3 separate regions of the Homo sapiens genome follow, and all the other regions are linked to region 1. Evidence: chromatin contacts called from ENCODE Hi-C or POLR2A ChIA-PET data. All regions are on one chromosome and are shown on one strand. Each heading gives the region's core, a stretch centred on a gene start or an enhancer-like site at or near the end of the contact. The rest is flanking DNA. Distances are from core to core; before and after follow the strand shown. Region 1 holds the start of HLX (H2.0 like homeobox). Region 2 overlaps LINC01655 (long intergenic non-protein coding RNA 1655). Region 3 has its middle 31 kb from the start of LINC01655.

The links. A loop is a pair of places that touch in the nucleus more often than their neighbours do. ChIA-PET counts read pairs that join two places held with the same protein, here RNA polymerase II (POLR2A). Pooled maps may share reads with other maps.
Region 2: a map of endothelial cell of umbilical vein shows a loop between it and region 1 (11-fold over the local background). The contact joins the enhancer-like site here to the promoter of HLX in region 1. A Hi-C loop is called at or near these places in 1 of 168 maps with a recorded cell type or tissue (endothelial cell of umbilical vein) and 3 of 50 pooled maps. POLR2A ChIA-PET finds 5 or more read pairs at or near these places in 3 of 52 experiments (AG04450, common myeloid progenitor, CD34-positive and endothelial cell of umbilical vein).
Region 3: a pooled map shows a loop between it and region 1 (4-fold over the local background). The contact joins the enhancer-like site here to the promoter of HLX in region 1. A Hi-C loop is called at or near these places in 1 of 168 maps with a recorded cell type or tissue (B cell) and 1 of 50 pooled maps. POLR2A ChIA-PET finds 5 or more read pairs at or near these places in 2 of 52 experiments (AG04450 and common myeloid progenitor, CD34-positive).

What each region holds. Positions count from the first base shown.
Region 1 is chr1:220,878,026-220,881,107 of GRCh38, forward strand. It overlaps HLX (H2.0 like homeobox), which reads left to right and starts at 1,418. Exons shown (of 4, transcript NM_021958.4): 1 at 1,418-2,424. The coding sequence starts at 1,833. It overlaps HLX-AS1 (HLX antisense RNA 1), which reads right to left and starts at 2,115. Exons shown (of 3, transcript NR_046901.1): 1 at 1,824-2,115. RefSeq lists a silencer at 975-1,024 and an enhancer at 2,143-2,751.
Region 2 is chr1:221,828,400-221,831,481 of GRCh38, forward strand. The region is part of intron 3 of LINC01655 (long intergenic non-protein coding RNA 1655); the gene reads right to left. Among named protein-coding and RNA genes, the nearest start is that of LINC01655, 11 kb to the right of the region's middle. Within about 2 kb of position 1,417, at least 6 of the 41 ENCODE cell types and tissues checked have a DNase peak (open chromatin) inside an H3K27ac peak, as active enhancers do; they include endothelial cell of umbilical vein, where a contact is called at or near this core.
Region 3 is chr1:221,808,247-221,811,328 of GRCh38, forward strand. No RefSeq gene overlaps it. Among named protein-coding and RNA genes, the nearest start is that of LINC01655, 31 kb to the right of the region's middle. Within about 2 kb of position 1,590, at least 5 of the 41 ENCODE cell types and tissues checked have a DNase peak (open chromatin) inside an H3K27ac peak, as active enhancers do.

The DNA.
Region 1 (3,082 bases), core at 168-2,667:
AAGGGGCTAGAGAAAACACCAGAAATTAATTTTATAAGCCCAAACCCTGAACTCGAGATAGGCATGGCAAGTTCACTTGCTTTTCTGGGTTTATTTGGTGAGGAGCCTTCGTGCTGAAGGGAAATAAAAATGTCACAGAATCCCTGTTAGGAGATGCTTATTAGGGCAATCGAAAACAAAAGTTTTCGTGGTTTCATTATTCGTATTATTTTATTTTCTTCCTGAAAATGTGCAAGAACAGCTCATCTGGGTGGCCTGTGGTTTGTTTGGGAGAGGGGTGGGGAAATTCATTCTGACTATAATTTAAAGAGAAGAAATTCTTAAAATAGATATGTCGATGTTGCACAAAACCTCCACCACCACTACCCTGCGTTCTAAAGACCCAAGGCACGAATGGAAGACGTTGACCACCACGCAGCTCCTCCTGCAACCAGGCCCAAGGGGTTCCTGGGGAAGCTGTCACAGAATTGAAAGCAGTATTGAACCCCACGGAAATCTGCTCTTGTGGGCACTTGCAAAACAACGAACCCCACGTGATCCGGAGATGTGGTGGAGGGGTGAGGCTAACATTTCCTACAACCTCCTGCAAAGGATGGAAGCGCGTGCCGCTCTCCCGGGTTTCGGGAGGCAGCCTGTTTTGTAGCCTCTGAGGCTCCGGGGAAAGGTTTGGCTGCGTCTAAGAGAGACGTTTGGAGCCATCCGTCTTATTTTGTTTGAAAAGTCACTCGTTCAATTTGTCACTGTGTGACAGCTCAGAATAAAACCAATTTGCGGCCGCCCCTCCTCCTCGCTTCCCGGAGGATCTCCTGGGAGGCACGAGGCGGACGCGGTGCTGAGTTGGGCCGGGACTCAGGGCGGCAACATTTGGGCAAGGGCCCAGGAAAGATGAGGGGCTTTGCCGAGGACACGGACTCCTGGAATAAAAGCAGAATGAGGTCAAGAGAAGGGAAGCAAAGGGGCCAAAGCGCGCTCCGCTCTCCACCGGGAGGCGGGCTTTGCAGAGCCCTAAAGAGTGAGATTACCGTCCCTTCCCCACGCCCCCAACTCGCCCCGGGTGACAAGCGCTTCAGGAAAGCTCCTGTGATCAACCCTCCTTGCCCCGTGGCGGTTCGGAGCTGCAGAAGTTAGAAGAGAGTCAGAGCCCTCCGGAGCGGCTGCCTGGCCCCTACGCAGAGTAGCAAGAAGCACTGCGATGTGCGCTACTAAGCCCACGCGGCCGCAGCAAAAACTTTGGCGTGGCCGGGGCGTGGCTAGGGTCCGGCCAGGCCCCCTTGTTCCTAATTCCCCTCCACTCCCCGCTCCCATTGGTCACGAGGATGACCAATGAGCGCTCGGATCGAGGTCCTACCCCGGGCCTGACTCGAAAGCTCCTGCCAAAACTTTGGGAGTTTTTAGAGACGAGTTTTTTTTTTTTTCTATTACTTTTCCCCCCCCCTAACTAACGGACTATTATTGTTGTTGTTTTAAATTTAGCTCTTAGGGCTTAGCTATTTGGGTTTTCTTGCGGTGTCCGGCTCCCGTCTCCCTGGCTCCCCCGCCCGCCCTGCGGCCCCAGCGCCCCTCGCTCTCATCCAGCCCGCGAGGAGTGCGGGCGCCGCGCCGCCTTTAAAGCGAGGCCAGGGAGCGAGGCGGTGACCGGCCGAGATCCGGCCCTCGCCTCCTCCCTCGGTGGCGCTAGGGCTCCCGGCCTCTCTTCCTCAGTGCGGGCGGAGAAGCGAAAGCGGATCGTCCTCGGCTGCCGCCGCCTTCTCCGGGACTCGCGCGCCCCTCCCCGCGCGCCCACCCACCCAGTCCGGCTGGACTGCGGCAGCCGCGCGGCTCACCCCGGCAGGATGTTCGCAGCCGGGCTGGCTCCCTTCTACGCCTCCAACTTCAGCCTCTGGTCGGCCGCTTACTGCTCCTCGGCCGGCCCAGGCGGCTGCTCCTTCCCCTTGGACCCCGCCGCCGTCAAAAAGCCCTCCTTCTGCATCGCAGACATTCTGCACGCCGGCGTGGGGGATCTGGGGGCGGCCCCGGAGGGCCTGGCAGGGGCCTCGGCCGCCGCCCTCACCGCGCACTTGGGCTCGGTTCACCCGCACGCCTCTTTCCAAGCGGCGGCCAGATCCCCGCTTCGACCCACCCCAGTGGTGGCGCCCTCCGAAGTCCCGGCTGGCTTCCCGCAGCGGCTGTCTCCGCTCTCAGCCGCCTACCACCACCATCACCCGCAACAACAACAGCAGCAGCAACAGCCGCAGCAGCAACAGCCTCCGCCTCCGCCCCGGGCTGGCGCCCTGCAGCCCCCGGCCTCGGGGACGCGAGTGGTTCCGAACCCCCACCACAGTGGCTCTGCCCCGGCCCCCTCCAGCAAAGACCTCAAATTTGGAATTGACCGCATTTTATCTGCAGAATTTGACCCAAAAGTCAAAGAAGGCAACACGCTGAGAGGTAGGTCTTGGGCGGGAGGCTGCAGGCCTCTGACCACTGACCCACTCCCCGGACCCCGGGCTGGCTTGGGGTGCCTTTGAGTGTTTTTACAATTAAGGACAAATCGGTAAAACGGGAGAGAAGAAAACGAATTGTAAGAAAACTACAAAACATTAGGTCTAAAACTCACCTGTTCTATGTAAAACAAACAAAAAATGACTCCAGGGATTCTTTAAAAACACGTCTTAGAATCAATATTTATAAAAGTGGTTGGTGTAATTATCTGCTAACATGACTTTGATCTCTTTAATAATGTATCTAGAGACAGAATTATATTTTCTGACAGCTAAAGCATTTTTGGGAAACACTTTCGCACTTATCTGATTTCTAGTAAAAATTTCACCCAGGAAATGTAAATAATAAACAAAACCGCCTAGATGAGCGGGCAGAGTGGGGCCACCTTGGGGCGGAGGTTTTGCGTCTGTGGCGTTCTTGGAAGACACGTGAAAGTGAGGCCGTAAGCCGATTTATGTAAAGCCTTTACTTACTATATACATGCATATGGACGTGAGGGACACACAGGAACTTTTCGTGCGTCGCTCCTTGGCAACTGTTGGGAGAGAGAGGTTTCAGCGCCTAGACGGGTTCTCTCTTGACTTCGCTCAATAAAAGTGAATCC
Region 2 (3,082 bases), core at 167-2,666, 950 kb after region 1:
TCAACATTTTTTCAAGACCATTTTTGTAGCCATCCACAGCTGTTTTGCAGGTACAAAGAAAGGGGTCCTACTTCCCAGGCTATGGCTGTGAAAAGAAGATAAAATTTCAGGACCCCAAACTCACTATGCCAAAGGGGAAAAAAAAAGCTTGAGTCACCCAAAACTGCCTTTCATTTTGTTCCTAAATAGATAGCTACAAAGGTAGAAGGTTACAGGCCTCCCCAGGGGCCCTCCCTCACAATTCACTCACAAGAAAATTCTCTGTGCACCCCAAGATCTTTACCCTAAAACAGAGTTCTGTTGAATTTCACCCTGATAATGTAAATCAACAGCTTATCTTCATAGGTACAGAACAAAGACAGGATTAGAAGTCATCCCTCTGCTCACCTGAGACAAATACATATTTGAATGCTTCCTTTACTCTATGTTTACTTTATTTTACCTAAAAATGCAGATTCATTGAGCTGGAGCCAATGCATAGTTGACTATTCCTCTGTCCCCTCTTTTCACATTTAAAATGTGGATTCAGTGAACACGGATCTAGCTTCAAAAGAATGCCATTGCTTGCCTCTTTTATGTATTCTTCCCTTTTTATTTTTTCTTTCCTCTTTCCCCAACTGCTTACTCTTTCCCCTTTAAACGTTGAAGACCCCAAACCCTCTTTGGAAAAAGCACAAATCACAGGTGTTCCTTTTTCCTGGGTGCGTCCTCAACCTTGGCAGAATAAATCTCTAGATTGATTGAGTCACCTCAGCCATTTTCTTTGGTTTCACATGGCCAAAGCCTACCTTCCCTCTGTGGCCTTCCTTTGGTCATTAAGGATATTCTTTCTGCCATCAGGTAGGCAGGTGGTGCTACCTCAACCAGTGCCCATCTTCACATGGGCACCTCTGCACCTTACTCTGAGATGTGGTTGCCACTAAGCAAATAGGTATCCATTTGACTTTCAACTCTTTTTTTTAAATTAACATTGGCATTTTTAATTTGCTTTTTTCATTGACAAATAAAAAACAATATACATGTATGGGGTACAACATATATACATTATAGAACGGGGAAATGAAGCTAATTAACATACATTTTACCTCACACACATCATTTCCTGTGGCAAAAACACTTAAAACCTACTCAGTAATTTTCAAGTACACAATACATTGTGGTTAGCCACCATGTTGTACAATAGATCTCTTAAACTTATTCCTCCTATCTGGAATTCAGTATCCTTTAAACAATAGCTCCCTAATTCTCCCTAATTTTCAACCTCCTTTGTTCACAATGTCTTCAATTCTTCCTCCCAACCAGAAGGCTCTCCCCTCTCCATCCCTACAATCCAAATTCTCTGTATGATTCAGGGTTCAAAAGAGGTTCCAATCGTGCCGTGAGACTCCTCCCCCCACTCTGGTTCTTGCTGGTAGCTGTTTTAATTCTGTTCTCTAGCACTTGTTACAGTGATTCATATCCTGGATACGCATGTGAATCGCCTGTGGACTGTTTAAAAATGTAGACTCTGACTAGACAGACCTAATCAGAATCTCTGTGTGTGAACTGCAGGCATCTGTAGTTTTTACAAAGCTTCTAATGCACAGTGAGGGTATGAGAAAAACAGATAATATGTAAATGACTAATTTTAGTGTTTAACCATACCATGCCTGTTGCTACTTACCTGTCTTTTGAATATGTGCTTTTAACTTCTAGAAGACAGAAACCATATATTACTTTTTTTTTTTTGGTACACTACCCTTTCTTCCTACACCTAACCCACTCTTAGATCCAGGGCTGAGATGTTTCAATGAATATTTTGATATACATTTCTGCACATAGTAAAATCACCGAAGGGTTCAACAAACATTTTTGAATTATTTCACTGTGCCAGGCACTGGATCTAGGAAGATGAAAGCAACATGAGTCCTTTTAGACTAGAATCCATAGCTAACAGGTAAATGTTGTTGAGACTGTCATTTGGTTGTTGGGACACATATGGGGTCAAGAAAGCTTTGCTATGATTAAAATAATTGACTTTTGAAAGAGAATAGTGGAGGATGGAAGGAGCCTCTGGGTTTGCAAAGGATGAAGGTTTCAGAGTATTTTGAGGAGGTTCTACTATTTGTGCCATCATACATTCCACACCTTCCTATGCTGTGCAACAAGCAGGGAGAGGTTGTAAACCGAATACCTGCACATCTCCCTCCAAATGGCCACTCACTGGAAAAATAATCTATGGCTTTCCTGCTAAAGGAACATAGCGGGTGCATGAGGCTTATAAGAGAGAGCACATGCTATGGCATAAACATGGGCTGCATTCAGGTGTCCGTGGATGGTGTGTGTGCAAGTTCAGCTCTGCAGCTTTCTGCAGGCTGCTGGTATCTCCTTGTCCCATCCCTCAGCTCCTAGGGCTGCCCAGGCAATATTGGGAAAATCATGTGGGGCTTCTCTTAGGTGTCCCACTCTGTCCTTCCCATATCCATCTCCCCTGGAGTATTTTCTCCTTTTATTGCCAGATATCCCCAAAATCTCTCTTCTGTTTAGCAAAAACTTTGTTGTGTGTGTGTGAGTTGGAGTCTTGTTCTGTCACTCAGGCTGCAGTGCAGTTTTGCAATTATAACTCACTGCAGCCTCAAGCTCTTGGGCTCAAGGGATCCTCCCATCTCAGCCTCCCTAGTAGCTAGGACTATGGGCACCCACCACCACGCCCAGCTACTTTTTAAACATTTTTAGAGATGAGGTCTCACTATGTTGCCCAGGCTGGTCCCAAACTCCTAGCCTTGGCTTCCCAAAATGCTGTTATTAGAGGCATGAGCCACCGTGCCCAGCCCTAAAATCAATTCTTGAGAATGGACAGTATAACTAAATTTACAGAAAGGTGTACTTCACGGATAAAGCACTTGGATCTTACCCAATAAATAAGAAAAGTAACATTTATTGAGTTCCTAATGTGTGCCAGGGTCTACTATGTTGACGCATTATTAGCAAATTAAATAGGGAAGATGATTGGAGGGTTGGGGTCTCCTACACCTCAGCACCTGTGACACATAGATGATGGCTTCCTCTTCTTCCTCCTAAGATGAGCCTTGCCTGCTGCTTC
Region 3 (3,082 bases), core at 340-2,839, 930 kb after region 1:
TATATGATTCCATTTCTGTGAGGTACCCAGAGTAGTCAAACTGATAGAGACAGAAAGCAGGATGGTGGGCAGGGGCTGAGAGGTGAGAAGGAAATGGAGAATTAGAGGGAAGATAGAAAAGTTCTGGAAATGAATGACAGTGATGGTCACACAATAGTGTGAAATTACTTAATGCCACAGAACTGTATATTTAAAAATAGTTAAATTGTTGAGTTGTATGTTGTGTGTATTTTACCCACAATTAAAAAAAAATTGTCAATAGCTTAGGAGGATTTTTAGTACCAGGAATGCCTGGAATCCTAGAAAGATCATGTTGTTCACCAAGGTAATTTCAGCCTCATGAATCTCTAGGTCATTGGATCAGATCCACTGGGGGCTGGTGAAATGAAAACTCATATCTGAATAAAACAGAAAGAGAGCTTACTTCTTGCACATTTCCTAGAGTCTGTTCTCTGTCCGTGTTACTCTATCATTTAACCTTTTTGAGGTAAAGTTAAAATGGGTATTCTTAAGCTTTCAGAAACTGTTCACTGCTTGAGATTTCTAGCAAGTTCCACCCAAGGAGTGAGCCCACATCACATTTGTACAAATGTGTTCTTGCTGGATTGGCAGCTGAGGATAGGGCATTGGGTTGGGAGTTGAAGGAAGCAGATTTCAGCTATAGAGCTCCTGATGTGAAGAGACTTGTTTCTATGGCATTTTGTTCTCCAAGTCTCCAGACTTTTTCTTTTTCTCTTGTGATTTTTTTATCCTATGGAACATCCAAGAGCAGTGTAATCCATTCAAGGGCACAGCCCTGAGGCCACTGAGATATTTGCTAAGTGGGTTGTGGCATGACTTACATGTTTACAATTGGAAGAGCCAGCAGTAGGGGGTCTGCCTATGTCATGAGGTTCTAGAAATGTCCCCGACTTGGATTTGGGAAATCATCCATGGCATGGTGAGACATGCTCAAGTGTCATCTGGGAGACCACAGGAAACTCTGCTCATTGAACAGCACATCATGAGTTGTGGTCTTAGTGTGACCTACAGCAAAATCCCAATTGTGGGCAAGGTTGAAAGCAAGAATTTAAAGCAGGAAGAAAGCATAAGGCTGGCTAGAGGGAGGGGCTAGAGTCTCAAGCTACGAACAATATGAAGGTGTCAGAGGCCCACAGTTGGTTTTGGTTGGGAGCAGACATAGCTGATGAGGTAGACATGATGTCTTAAAGTTGCTGGTCCAGATCAAATAACACGGAGCAAAGCAAATTATAGAGATGGAAGTGAGCTAGTAAATACCATGTGGCCACATAATATACAAGTGTCATAACACGGATGAAAAGGAGAAAGTTCACTTGATTAACCAGATGTCTTATCTACAGGAAACCAAACCTCTGCCTACATGAAAATGTTCGAGTCATTAATTAAATTTTTCATGTTCCTCCGGCGATACAGAGAGAGCCTGAGAAATTATATGATAAGAAGAGAGAACAAAGAACTAGAATTTCCCTTTTCAGAATGATTTTTATCACTTTTTTTTTGTCTGAGTCTTATGTCTGCCCTCTCATCTTCGGTACTTGATTAACTAAAGGTCACTTCCTGGTTTCACATTGCCAGAGCTCTCACTGGACTTCCTCCCGGGTCGAACTCCTCGGTGCTTCTTGCCTAACTGAATTTTCTCCAACACGGTCTCCTTGCACCATTATTTTGTCCATTTATCTGCCCTCAGAACACCCTCCAAAGCCTTCTTAACTTTCTGAGAGCCTGGGCCTAAGGCCCATCCAAGGAGGCCCTTCATTCCCAAGGGGAAAGGGGGTGGAATAAAAGAACATATATTTGCAAATAATAAAGAAACAGGGAGTCATTTCTGACATGTTTGCTTGGGGAACAAAAATTAGCTATCTCATAGCTAAAGGTTAAAGGACTCAAAGACCCCATTCTTTATAACCCTTTGAAGACAGTTTGGAGCTAGGAAAAGAAAAAAAAAGGACACACACACACACACACACACACACACACACACACACACCACACACACATGAAGAATATCTAATTTTGTGAATGTCATTTTCAAATTCAAGTCTCAAATGTTCCCTGAGGCTAGTGGATTGCAAAGGCAGCACAGTGATGAAAACTTAATAAAATACCCAGAAAGATCATAGATCACACTGGCTCATCAGCTGTCATAGGTAAGGAAAAAATAATGACATTAGTCTAATATTTAGGAAGTTCTTGGCCATGTTTCATTCTCTGCAATGACAGCTACCCTGGCTTCAAACTTCATCACTGTCCACCATGAGCTCATCTGCGGTCTCTGGTCATTTCTGCCATACACTTTCTTCTTTCTGCCTCTGTTTAAAAAATGTGTTTAACCACAAAATCTATGCATGTCGATGTCTTTATGTCATGACTTTAGTCATTTCCCATTCCAGGCTCTCATCTTTTCCAGCCCATTTCCTCTGCCACCAGTTATACCAGAAATATGGGTTTATATAAATGGCATCTATTAAGACATTCCCTGGCTTCCTCATTCCTGTAGGACAGGCTGAAGCCCTTTGAATGGAATACAAAGACTTTGCAATAGAAACTGACTTATTTTACAGCCTCACTTCTTGTCACTGTGCCTCTGACCTTTTTTGTCCTCTTGCCCCCACCTTTACCATGATCTATGTTGCCACAATCACAAACATGTGGGACTCATTGACTTCTCCATGCTTTAGCATGTGCTTTTCTGGAATGCCCTCTCTCTTTTTCTCCTTGTGATCAAAGATGATTTGGCCTCCACTGCTTTCAAGTGTCCTCATCTCAGAAGTCTTTCCTAAATTTATGCTGGGATAATTGCTTTGATCTCCAGAGATACGGTATCATACTGGAACTGTTGTTAGCACATCTGGGATCTACTCCTAGTCCCGTCTTTACTCAAAGACACACTGAACTGAGAACTCCTCACTTTTGCACCCCCTTTTGTTTTACAGTGCTTGACACCATGTGCTCAATTAATGTTAAATGAAGAAAAGAATAATGAAGAAATGGGACACAATCAACCCAAAAGGAGTGGAAAGGCTGTGTGTTGTCTTCATCTGAGCAAAGCTTGTCTTGGCAT